Regions from separate parts of the Homo sapiens genome. Here region 1 is linked to region 2. The links are chromatin contacts, found by Hi-C or POLR2A ChIA-PET in ENCODE. All regions are on one chromosome and are shown on one strand. Each heading gives the region's core, a stretch centred on a gene start or an enhancer-like site at or near the end of the contact. The rest is flanking DNA. Distances are from core to core; before and after follow the strand shown. Region 1 has its middle 33 kb from the start of ITPK1. Region 2 overlaps ITPK1 (inositol-tetrakisphosphate 1-kinase).

What was found. A loop is a pair of places that touch in the nucleus more often than their neighbours do. ChIA-PET counts read pairs that join two places held with the same protein, here RNA polymerase II (POLR2A). Pooled maps may share reads with other maps.
Region 1: a map of CD14-positive monocyte shows a loop between it and region 2 (2.3-fold over the local background). The contact joins two enhancer-like sites. A Hi-C loop is called at or near these places in 9 of 168 maps with a recorded cell type or tissue (CD14-positive monocyte, Caco-2, Calu3 and 6 more), 24 of 37 single-sample maps with no recorded cell type and 12 of 50 pooled maps. POLR2A ChIA-PET finds 5 or more read pairs at or near these places in 8 of 52 experiments (BJ, GM12878, HEK293 and 5 more).

What each region holds. Positions count from the first base shown.
Region 1 is chr14:93,146,014-93,152,071 of GRCh38, forward strand. No RefSeq gene overlaps it. Among named protein-coding and RNA genes, the nearest start is that of ITPK1, 33 kb to the left of the region's middle. Within about 2 kb of position 4,783, at least 7 of the 41 ENCODE cell types and tissues checked have a DNase peak (open chromatin) inside an H3K27ac peak, as active enhancers do; they include CD14-positive monocyte, where a contact is called at or near this core.
Region 2 is chr14:93,101,532-93,107,878 of GRCh38, forward strand. The region is part of intron 2 of ITPK1 (inositol-tetrakisphosphate 1-kinase); the gene reads right to left. Among named protein-coding and RNA genes, the nearest start is that of ITPK1, 11 kb to the right of the region's middle. Within about 2 kb of position 4,065, at least 5 of the 41 ENCODE cell types and tissues checked have a DNase peak (open chromatin) inside an H3K27ac peak, as active enhancers do; they include CD14-positive monocyte, where a contact is called at or near this core.

The sequences.
Region 1 (6,058 bases), core at 3,533-6,032, 45 kb after region 2:
AAAGACTTCTGAGTAAAGAAGATATTTGGTCCATGAATATCTTGAAACAACATGCATATGATTTTGTGTCTGTGTGTTTCTTGCGCGAGAAAGTCCATGATCTTTATCAGATTCTGCAAACGATCGACAGCTCATTAAGCAGAGTCTGGGCCAGAGATTGAGAAGGCTAAGGGGCCAGGGCATGGAGATGGGGTAGCATGAAAGAGTCTGGACGTACAAGAAGGACAAGGGCCACCACTCGGAGGAGCACGGACGTCACTCTTAGGGCAATAGACAGTTATTGCCTAGGTGGGTCTCGGTTTTACTCATGGCCTGTGTCATGTAACCCTCAGAGTTCTGGTAAGTCTCATCATATCTAAGGGACACAATGAATAGCCGAGAACAAGCTTCCTACAAACATCAGGGGAGGCCTCTCACAGGCAATCTACTGGGTCTCAAAGCATGAAGAGGAATTTGCCCGGCAAATGTTTTAATCAGAAAGACTCTAAGCTGTAAGTTACAGAAATTCCTCAGAATGGCCTTAAATCCTGTGGCATGCCTGTAAATGTTTAATAACCAGCTCTTAAGGAGGGATACCTGATTGGTAGTAATTACCAATTTCTGTGGTGTAAATACTGCCCCCATGGCCTCTTTCTTTCTTTCTTTCCTTCCTTCCTTCCTTCCTTCCTTCCTTCCTTCCTTCCTTCCTTCCTTCCTTCCTTCCTTCCTTCCTTCCTTCCTTCTTTCTTTCTTTCTTTCTTTCTTTCTTTCTTTCTTTCTTTCTTTCTTTCTTTCTTTCTTTCTTTCTTTCTTTTCTTTTTCTATTGAGACAGAGTCTGGCTCTGTCACCCAGGCTGAAGTGCAGTGGTGCGATCTCGGCTCACTGCAACCTCTGCCTTCTGAGTTCAAGTGTTTCTCCTGCCTCAGCCTCCTGAGTAGCTGGGATTACAGGCACCCACCACCATGCCCAGCTAATTTTTGTATTTTTAGTAGAGACGGGGTTTCGCCATGTTGGCCAGGCTGGTCTCTAACTCCTGACCTCAGGTGATCCACCCACCTCCCGAAGTGCTGGGATTACAGGTGTGAGCCACCGTGCCCAGTCCCCCCCATGGCCAATTTCAAGCTACCAATGTGAGGTCACTGAAGAAGTATGCCCAATTGGCTCACATGGGCATGGTGAGTGGCTCTAGCACACCACCACTTCAATCCCATTGACTGTAAGAATCTTGGTCTCAGCCAGGCATGGTGGCTCACACCTGTAATCCCAAAACTTTGGGAGGTCGAGGCGGAAGGATTGCCTGAGCCCAGGAGTTGGAGACCAGCCTGGGCAACATAGTGAAATCACTGTCTCTACAAAATTTTTTAAAAAATTAGCCAGGTGTGGTGGCACGTGCCTGTAGTCCCAGCTACTCAGGAGGCTGAGGTGGGAGGATCACTTGAGCCTGGGAGGTGGAGATTGCAGTGAGGTATGATCATGCCACTATACTCTAGCCCGGGTGACAGAGTGAGACCCTATCTCGAAAAAAAAAAAAAAAACCAAAAAACAAAAACGAAGAATCTTGGTTTCATAGGGACCAAGACTAGAGATGCTGCTGGGATCTCAGGACTGGACTGGAAGCAGGAACTGGTGTGTTTCAGTAGCCCTAGGCCACCCTTCTCTCTCTCTTTATTCGCATTCCTATGGGGTCATTCTGTCTCCTGTTCTGGCAGATTGACTTTCTCTGCTCCCCAGTCCACAGAACAAAGAATTGCTATTGCTAACACTATCCAGGTTTTCATGTCCCTCCTGAGAAAAAAGAAGCCAGACCAAAGCTTGGCCTCTTTTAGTCCCAACTTCAAACTCCCTAAGAAGGAGCCCATTGGTGCCTCCTGGTAAGTGTCCAACCAGCTGTGACTAGAGGGCTGGATGTTATTCCAATTTGGCGACCAAGACCTTGGGTTCTATAACCATAGGGTGTGGGGGCGGGGAAGTGGGAAGTAGTAATCAGAGAAAAAAGAAGCGAGATCTGAGTAACCAACTCATTAGGGATCTGGCCTGCAGAAAATGGGGGAAATTAATAATATAATATTTCACAGTATCTACTCTAGTCTTTTGAACTATCCATCCAGGTAGTCACTAATTCATTCATTTATATTCATTCAAGAATGCATTCAGCCTTAATTTGACATTTTTTTAAAACTTTTTTTTTTGAGACAGGGTCTCACTTTGTCACTCAGGCTGGAGTGCAGTGGCATGAGCATAGCTCAGAGCAGCCTCAATCTCAACCTCCTGGGCTCAAGCGATCCTCCTGCCTCAGCCTCCTGTGTAGCTGGGACCACAGACACACGCTACTATGCTCCGCTAATTTTTTAATCTTTTGTGGAGATAAGGTCTCACTTTGTTGCCCAGGCTGGTCTCAAACTCCTCAACTCAAGCGATCCTCCCACCTCGGCCTCCCAAAGTGCTGGGATTATAGGTGTGAGCCACTGCACCCAGCCTATTTTGACATTTATTAAATATATATTCTATATTAGAAATTTTGGCCCAGGCGTGGTGGCTTACGCCTGTAATTCCAGCACTTTGGAAGACCGAGGCGGGCGGATCACCTGAGGTCAGGAGTTCGAGACCAGACTGACCAACATGGAGAAATCCTGTCTCTACTAAAAATAAAAAATTAGCCGGGCGTGATGGCACATGCCTGTAATCCCAGCTACTCGGGTGACTGAGGCAGGAGAATCGCTTGAACCTGGGAGGAGGAGGTTGCGGTGAGCCGAGATCACGCCATTGCACTCCAGCCAGAGTGAGACTCTGTCTTAAAAAAAAAAAAAAGAAAAAGAAAGAAATTCTAGGGGCTAAAAACGAAAGGAAAGATGAACAAGATTTAGTCGCTGCCCTCAAAGAGTTTGCAATCTGGAAATAAGGCAAAGCATCAATAATACAACATGGAAAAAGTTTTGCAGGAAGTAGGTAGATAGGGCTGATCCCCAGAGGACTCAACGGGGAGCTGTGGAAGGCAGCCTCCAAGATGGCCCCAGGGATCCTTATCTTCTGTGTTGGTCCTTTCTCCCATACCACACCCTGTTTGCAATTCCTGGGCCTCATCTGCTCCCTATTCCTGGTACCACTGCTCCTGACGCTTGAAAAATGCATACCTGGAGATCAAGGTCGGTGTCCACCCCCCACAGCGATTGGGTCCAAGGAGAACACATGTCCCTCTATGGACCAATCAGAGTCTGCGAGGCAGAGCCCAGGACTTAGGCTGAAACTATGGGAAAGGAACATCATTTGCACTTAGGAAAAAGCCGGAGCTGCTGGTGGCAAACTGCTTCCGTGGAGGGAGAGGCTGCCTAATGTGGAGGAAAGCAAAGCCCAGAGGTGGGCAGAGGGGCCTCCTCACGCATCGCTTCAGCACTGTGCTTCGTACACGGAAGTTTCTACTTAACGCCAGCCAGAGTTGGTAACTTGGCTTGGGTTCCCAGAAACCTTGAGGTAAAGGCCTGTTTGATCCTACTCTATAAGTGAGGGCCATCGCAGAGAGCACCGAGGAGAGACCATGGGAGAGAGGAGAGAAGGAACCATAGTGGCTATGAGGCTCCTCCTCTTGAAAGTCCATTGAGGATGAAAAGGGCCAGAATGTATCCACTTTCCCCATCTCCCATCAGTCAAAGGTTTGCTTCATGGCGCATTAACTCCCCGCCACCCTCACCCCGGCAGGTTGCCGGCTAATTCCTTTGCAGGGACTGCTGGCAGCCCTGGAACTGACAGGCAGGAATTAAACAAGTAACTGCAAGGTGGTGAGGGTTTTGAAGAAATAGCACAGGGTGGCCAGAAGCACTGGCTCATGCCTGTAATCCCAGCACTTTGGGAGGCCAAGGGTGGCAGATCATTTAAGGTCAGAAGTTCGAGACCTGCCCTGGCCAACAAGGTAAAACCCTGTCTCTACTAAAAATACAAAAATTAACCGGGCATGGTGGTGCGCCAACAAGGTGAAACCCCATCTCTACTAAAAAATATAAAAACTTAGCCGGGCGTGGTGGTGCATGCCTGTAGTTCCAGCTACTTGGGAGGCTGAGGCAGGAGAATCGCTTGAACCCGGGAGACGGAGGTTGCAGTGAGCTGAGATGGTGCCACTGCACTCCAGCAAGGCAGATCACAGTAAGCCAAAGTGAGACTGAAAAAAAGAAAAGAAAGAAAGAAGGAGGGAAGGAAGGAGAGAGAGAGAGAAAGAAAGAAAAAGAGAGAAAGAAAGCGAGTACAGGGTATTCTGGGCACAGGTCAGGAAAGGCCTTCTAAAGAGGTGGCAAGTCCAGATGCTAACCCAAAGGAAGAGTAGACATCAGCCAGGCCAAGGGGTGCAGACAGGGAAGAGCCATCGGGAAGTGAAAACCACACATGGGAACCCTTGAGGCCAGAAAGAGCACGTGTGTTTGCGGAACTAAAAGAAGGCGGGCATTGCAGCAGCATTCAGAGCAAGGCAGATCACAGTGAGCATTTATAGAGCACCAAGTATATACACACGGACGTAGCCACTTATTGTTTGAGCTGCCCTGCCCCTTCTCCCTTTTTTTCTGGGAACTGTGCCTTCTTCCTTCCTGCCCGGGCACATGGTTACCATAGGAACAGCCCTCTGGCCGTTGAATGGACTAGAGGTGAACACCTCACTGAGGCGGAACAATCAGAGCCTAGGCCTGAGGAGACTGGGGAGGTCGGGGCCCAGACGGTGATTGAGGCTGTCAATGCAGGGCTGGGCAAGTTGCACGTTAACTCAGGATATGTTGGCAGCCAGGTTTTCAGTGGACCAGGAAGCAATGAAAGACACTTCTGCAGAGGTGTTAATGAGGCAGGCAGGGAGATGAGGAAATGTGAGAGAGCCTGGTACCCAGTCATCCTAGACGTGGCTGCATCCCTGCCCTGGAGCTGCTTGAAACAAAGCTCGCTTGTTGCTTAAACTGCATCCAGTGGGTTTCTGTCAGTTTCCTAACAAAACAAGTCCTAACTCATACCTTACCAAGTGCTAGGGCTTTATAGATGCATAAATACGGCAGGGTCTCTGCCCTGAAGAAGGTTATAAACCAATGGGAAGACAGACATGTACACTAAACATTAACTACAGGGTGATAAGTGCTATAATAAAAGTTTGTCCAAAGTAGGGAGGTTGTGCAGAGATAAGATAACAAATGTAAAAGGATTTCGAAAAGAAAAATGTGTTATGTAAGTCCCCTAGAATTATGCTTATGCAATTCAATTGATTTCTACTTTCAATTTAATCGAGAACACAGCTACTTCACTTTCAGAATTACGCTGTTTTATAAGGTAGTGCTGGCCTGTAATCTGGCAATGGGTAAATTATCCAGGGTCTCATGCTTTTATTTCGTCATTTGTGTTTGGCGAGTGGATAGATAAATAACCTTGCAGTTTCCCAGAGAATCAGGAAACATTTGACAGTTTGCCCTTGCAGCCTGTGTTGCAATTTTCGTTTTTGTTTTTGTTTTTCCCTGAAACAGAGTCTCACGCTGTCGCCCAGGCTGGGGTGCAGTGGCACAATCTTGGCTCACTACAACCTCCGCCTCCTGGGTTCAAGCGATTCTCATGTCTCAGCCTCCCAAATAGCTGGGATTACAAGCATGCACCATCATGCCTGGCTAATTTTTGTATTTTTAGTAGAGATGGGGTTTTGCCATGTTGGCCAGGCTGGTCTCGAACTCCTGTCCTCAAGTGATCTGCCTGCCTCAGCCTTTCGAAGTGGTGGGATTACAGGCGTGAGCCACCGCGCCTGGCCCCTGTGTTGCAATTTCCTGCCCTGCCTGCATCAACCTCTCCTTGACTCCATGAAATGAAACGTCTGCTGACGCACTAAAATAAAATCTTGCAAGTGAATCACTGATTGAGTTTGCTGATTGACATACATACCATTGCCATGTTAACCACATGATGGTAACATTATGTCTGGAGAGAAGGTGTGACCGTTTCCACCTATACAATCTTCAAAATCATCCCATTCAAGGGTGCTTCCTAATGTTCGAATAATTTATGAAAGAATAATGATATCTTATTGAGAAATACCTTCCCTGTACCCTCATCACAGGGAGACACCTGTTT
Region 2 (6,347 bases), core at 2,815-5,314:
ACACACCCACAGTCATCCACCTAGTAAGAAGCCGAGGCCGGGCACGGTGGTTCACGCCTGTAATGCCAGCACTTTGGGAAGCCAAGCCAAGTGGATCATTTGAGGTCAGGAGTTCGAGACCAGCCTGGCCAATGTGGCAAAACCCCATCTCTACTAAAAATACAAAAAATTAGCTGGGCGTGGAGGCGTGCGCTTGTGACTCCAGCTACTCGGAAGGCTGAGGCAGGAGAATCGCTTGAATCCAGGAGGTGGAGGTTGCAGTGACCTGAGATCGCGGCACTGTGCAAACTGATGTTTGAACCCCACCCCCAGGGTGATCGGCTATGAAACCCCGGGAAAGTCACTTACCCTCTCTGAGCCTCAGTCTCCACATACGGACTGACAGCTTCAAAGAGCCACATGTTAGCGCTCAGCACCATGTCAGGCATGAAGCTAGAGCTCCAGAGACAGGAGCCACTGCTGTTTCTGGAGCTAACTGTCCTTATACCACTTAACAATGCAGGGCAGGGTGACTCTGCAAGCTTAAGTGCATTTCTGGAGGGACTCCCCTGCCCCTAACCCTCCACACTACAGGCACCTCGTCAGCTCCCCCAAAAGAACGAGGCACATTCCTCACCAGGAGGGCTCCTCCTGATATGTAGACAAAGGTCAGAAGCTGGGGCCTGGACTGGCCTCTCCACAGCTACAGGCTTCCCCAGAGCAGCGAGAGGATGGGGCACCCAAATCTCCGCAAGCACAGGCCACGGCTTGGCTGCGCCCAGGTCAAGGTGATAAAAAGGGTGCTTGGGAGCTGACTGTGCAGGAAGCAAAACCTTTCTCCAACACGATCCCAATGCCGCGGGACACACCTTCCTGCAGGGAGGCGGCAAAGGCCTCTAGTGGCAAGGCCATAATTCCTTTTCTTTTCAAGGATCCCATGACGAATGTTAGGACTTTAAAATCTTAAAGAAAATAGGCTGGGCTGGGCGTGGTGGCTCACACCTGTAATCCCAACTCTTTGGGAGGCTGAGGTGGAAGGATCACCTGAGGTCCGAGAATCACTTAAACCTGGGAGGTGGAGGTTGCAGTGAGCCAAGATCACACCACTGCACTCCAACCTGGATGACAGAGCAAGACTAACAAAAAAGAAAAAGAAAATAGGCTGGCTAGGCACAGTGGCTCAAGCCTATAATCCCAACACTTCGGGAGGCTGAGACGGGCGATCGATCAAGCTCAGGAGTTACAGCCAAACCTGGCCAACACAGTGAAACCCTGTCTCTACAACAACGGCAAAAAAGACAGAAACAAGTCTGGGAGTGGTGGCTCATGCCTGTCATCCCAGCACTTTGGGAGGCCGAGGTGGGCGGATCACGAGGTCAGGAGATCGAGACCATCCTGGCTAACACGGTGAAACCCTGTCTCTACTAAAAATACAAAAAATTAGCCGGGCATGGTGGCAGGCGCCTGTAGTCCCAGCTACTCGGGAGGCTGAGGCAGAAGAATGGCATGAACCTGGGAGGCGGAGCTTGCAGTGAGCCAAGATCGCGCCACTGCACTCCAGCCTGGGCGACAAAGCAAGACTCCATCTCAAAAAAAAAAAAAAAAAAGAAAGAAAGAAAGAAAAAAAGAAAAATAGGGCCGGGCATGGTGGCTTACGCCTGTAATCCCAGCACTTTGGGAGGCTGAGACGGGCAGATCACGAGTTCAAGACCAGCCTGACCAACACAGTGAAACCCCATCTCTACTAAAAATACAAAAATTAGCCGGGCGTGGTGGCGCGTGCTTGTAATCCCAGCTACTCAGGAGGCTGAGGCAGGAGAATCGCTTGAACCCGGGAGGCAGAGGTTGCAGTGAGATTGCACCACTGCACTCCAGCCTGGGCAATAGAGCAAGACTCCGTCTCCATCTCAAAAAAAAAATAAGAAGAAGAAGAAACTCACGAGCCCAGGACCCTGAGAGGTACGTGACCCAGCACACTGTGGGCAAGAGCTCCCAGTGGTGAGACAACTGCCCTGAAGCTCTCCCTAAGACTGACCCTGGGGCTCCAGGAGACTGTGGTGCTCACTGCTGTATCAATCCCCAGAACCCAGGAGTGCCCAGCATACAGCAGGCACTCAGTAAGTATGTGGCATGTAAGTGCATAAAGGAATGAATGGGGTGTTTTTTAAAAAGAAGATGCCACGGCCCACCCCAGATTCATTCCAGGGGAGGGGGAGGCCTGGGAACCTGCACTAGGACAAGTACCCCAGGGTGGAGACCGGATGTTTCCTCACCTCCGCAGCCCAGCCCTTGACTGTTGGATGGAAACAGGGTGTGAGGCAGAAATGAAAGTGAAACTGCCACAGGAGGGTTCTCTCTGCACCCATCTACCATGCCCCGCCCTGCCCAGGAAGCAGCAAGCTGACCACTGGAGGATCCCCCAGAAAAAGATGGGTGGCAGCTCCCAGCAGAGATGTGTCAGAGGCCCCAGGCCCTGCCTTGGGCGGGTAGGAGGGCAGGTGAGGTGGCCTCTTGGGTGGAGGGGGAATCCTATCATTTGGCCCTAGGGCGGGTGCACTGCACCCACCTTACAGTTGGGAGGGCAGAGGCTCAGGACAAGTCTCATGCTCCAACTTCACTGCCATCTCCACCATGCACTATCCTCCTGGGCCCAACAACTGCACACAAAGGATGCTCAGAAAAGAACCCCTTGAGGCAGGGCGCGGTCGCTCACACTTGTAATCCCAGCATTTTGTGAGGCCAAGTTGAGCAGATCACCTGAGGTCAGGAGTTTGAGACTAGCCTGGCCAACATGGTGAAACCCCATCTTCTCCACTAAAAATACAAAAATTTGCTGGGTGTGATGGCGGGTGCCTGTAATCCCAGCTACTGGGGAGGCTGAGGTGGAGGTTGCAGTGAACAAAGATCACACCTTGCACTCCGGCCTGGGTGACAATAGCGAAACTCCATCTCAAAAAAAAAAAGAACAGAACTCCTTGATTTTCCTGACATCGATCGACGGCAGCTGGATGCTGTGTTGAAGACAAAGGCAACCTGGCGGAGTGGAAACAGCATGGTTTCAGGAGTCACCCATCCCTGAGGGTGAATCCAAGCTGTGCTGCTCACAGCACCTGGCCTCTCCCTGAGTCTCAGGGCCCTCATCTAGCAAATGGAGACCCCTCAGCCATCCTGGAGGGTAGTTATCCCATCTGCAATAGTGCCTGACCCCCATGGTAGGTTCTCAGGATCCTCTGAGATCTGGCATGAGCCATGAATGTACAAGGGGGCAGAGAGGAAGCAACACAGCCCTGCCAAAGCACAGCAGGCCGCCTGAACAAACCCAGAGTCCCAGTTTCTGGCTTGGGCTCCAAGAGCGCCCAGAGTGACCCCAGGCTAATAAGAATGGTTGCTGAGGAGTCCATGGGTTTGCAGCGTAAACTGCTGAGGAAAACGCCACAAGTGTCTATCTGGCCAGATCGGTCCCAGGAATGTCTCTTGTGCAAAACTAGCTCCTTTCTATACACTCCGGGCAAACCAGCAGCCAGAGGCAAGAAATCTGAAAAGGCTTCTTTTGAGAAGGAATTTGGCAAAAGGTAGCAACAGCAGGTAGAACTGGGCTGGGCTGACGACCTGGTGCCCCTGCCATGTCTCCCTCCTGCATGAGGGGGCTCCAGTGAGGCCTCAGGTGAACGGTGCCAGACTGGAGATTCCCACAGTGAGCTCAGGGTACAGAGACCCAGGAGCCAGCCTGGGAACCTCTGGCTCCAGCAAACCTCCTGGAGGGGACCTGCCCCTGAGAAGTCTGAAACACACTGCTTCAGCCTTGGCTAACTCGGTGCTTCCCCACGCCTGACAGTTTTGGGGTAAGGTCTTCTGAGGCACTTCATGAAATGACAGTGAGTAGTTTCCCATAAAAATCATCAGGGTACTTCACAAGGAGCTCCCCAGCCCCCTTCCCAGGAGAATCTTCATCTCACAGGGAAGGGAGACTTCAGGATGTGTACTTCTCCCTTCTCCCCAGTGCCCCTGGAGCTTTTTTTTTTTTTTTTTGGAGACGGAGTCTTGCTCTGTCACCAGGCTGGACTGCAGTGACGCAATCTCGGCTCACCACAACCTCCGCCTCCTGAGTTCAAGCGATTCTCCCACCTCAGCCTGCCGAGTAGTAGCTGGGATTACAGGCACCCACCACCACGCCTGGCTAATTTTTGTGGGGTTTTTTTTTTTTTTTTTTGAGACAGAGTTTCACTCATGTCACCCAGGCTGGAGTACAGTGGCGCGATCTCGGCTCACTGCAACATCCACCTCCCGGGTTCAAGCGTTTCTCCTGCCTCAGCCTCCCGAGCAGCTGGGATTACAGGTGCCAGTCACCACACCCAGCTGATTTTTTGTATTTTTAGTAGAGACTGGGTTTCACCATGTTGGCCAAGCTGGTCTTGAACTCCTGACCTCAGGTGATCCGCCCGCCTCAGCCTCCCAAAGTGCTGGGATTATAGGCGTGAGCCACCACGCCCATCCCCTGGTGTCTCTTTTGTTGGGCAAGTTTGGCAAACAAGTAACTTGGAGGAAGATCGATGACTGCCAAAGAGCACACAGGTCAGGCGCGGCTTCCCTCGGCTCCCTTGGGCACCTGAGACCTAACCTGATTCTTGAGAAAGGTCAGCTGACCCACCCACTACCACCCCATCCACCCCACCACCCCACAGCCCAGAGCGGCTCATTTCCAGAACACAAAGGCTGGACTGAACCAGACCCACGGGGAGCATTTTGTCTTCCTATCCCTGGCCCCGAGGGCATAACTGCAGCCTCCCTCGGATGGGAGGAAGGTCACACTGTCAGGAAACAAGGCTCTAGAAGGACACCCCGACACCTCCTTGAACCACCCTGTCTAAGGTGGAAACCGGCCTCAGTTCTGCCCAGAGCTGCCTGCCCTCCAATCCACATGGAACCCAGGGCTTATGGCAGAGGCTTATAAGGCTTATGGTAGAGGCCAGGGTGTGTGGCCTCTACAAAGTGGACACCGTCCACCCTGTGGGTCCTTTAGCTCCTGGAGAGAGCTCTAGGCCCCTCTTGCTGAATGTCGCCTCCTTAGAGAGGCCTTCTCTGACCACAGAGTGCTAAAGTGGCTGCAGCCACTGCGCCATAGTTCTCTCCTGTTTGCAGGTTTCCTGGCTCTAGTCACACCTTGCAGCATTTCCAGTGCATCTGAGAGCTGGTTTGCCTTCACCTCCTGCAGGTGTACATGCCGGCAAGGACCAGCACCCAGCACAGGCCTGGCCAGGGCAGATGCTCAGGACTTGCCCACAAGCCCCTCCGGAACCTGGGACTTACCACCTAACTCTCTCCCCATCTCCCCCACCCCTGGGGTTTCCTTCCTGGCCCAGAGCATTCCAGAGTCACAAGTGGCTTTGGCTGAGCCATAGGGACATGAAAAAGGCTTCCAAAAACCACCAGGCAGTTATTGATCCACTAACATACTTTTTTTTTTTGAGACAGAGTCCAGCTCTGTCACCCAGGCTGGAGTGCAATGGTGCAATCTTGGCTCACTGCAATCTCCACCTCCCGAGCTCAAGCAATTCTCCTGCCTCAGCGTCCCAAGTAGCTGGGATAACAAGCACCTGCCACCATGCCCTGCTAATTTTTGTATTTTTAGTAGAGATAGGTATTCACCATGTTGCCCAGGCTGGTCTTGAACTCCTGACCTCAAGCAATCTGCCCGCCTCAGCCTCCCAAAGTGCTGGGATTACAGGTGTAAGCCATCACACCCAGCCACTAACAGATTCTTTTTTGAGCTCCTATGTGCACTGGTATAGGCACTGGGGTTTCAGCAGTAAATAAAGCTGCCAAAATCTCTACCTTCATAGAACCAACTACTTAAAAACAAGACAGACTTAAAATAAGCAGGACAATGAGCAAGTCAGAGAGGAAGAACAGGCCCAGTGGTGGGGGCCTAAGTATCAGTGAAGATTCTGACGGCGAGAGAGGTTTGGAACGAAGACATCTCCCTGAAGCTGTCTGGGAGGGCCTTTGGCCTGTGGGTCCCGATTCACCCTCTGGGGCAGCTGAGTCTGCAGGTGGCCTCTGCCACAGGTGTGCCCTGGAACATCATGAGCAATTAACAGGGTGGGGCACCCAGCACTCAAGGGCCTGGAGGGGTGGGGGGATGCGGAGCGGGGTCTGGAGTCTGGAGCTCCCTTGTGAGAGTGATTCTTGACGCTCCACGGCTCCACGGGATCTCTGACACGAATCTCAGATCCACCCCACCGAACCCTAAAAATGGCTGTGGGAGCACTCCCAGGGGCCATCCAGAGGATGGGCCTACAGAAACCAGCCCATGAGGCTCTGCTGGGGAGATGCAGGCCACAAGGGCAGCTGCTTTCTGAGCAGGCTCA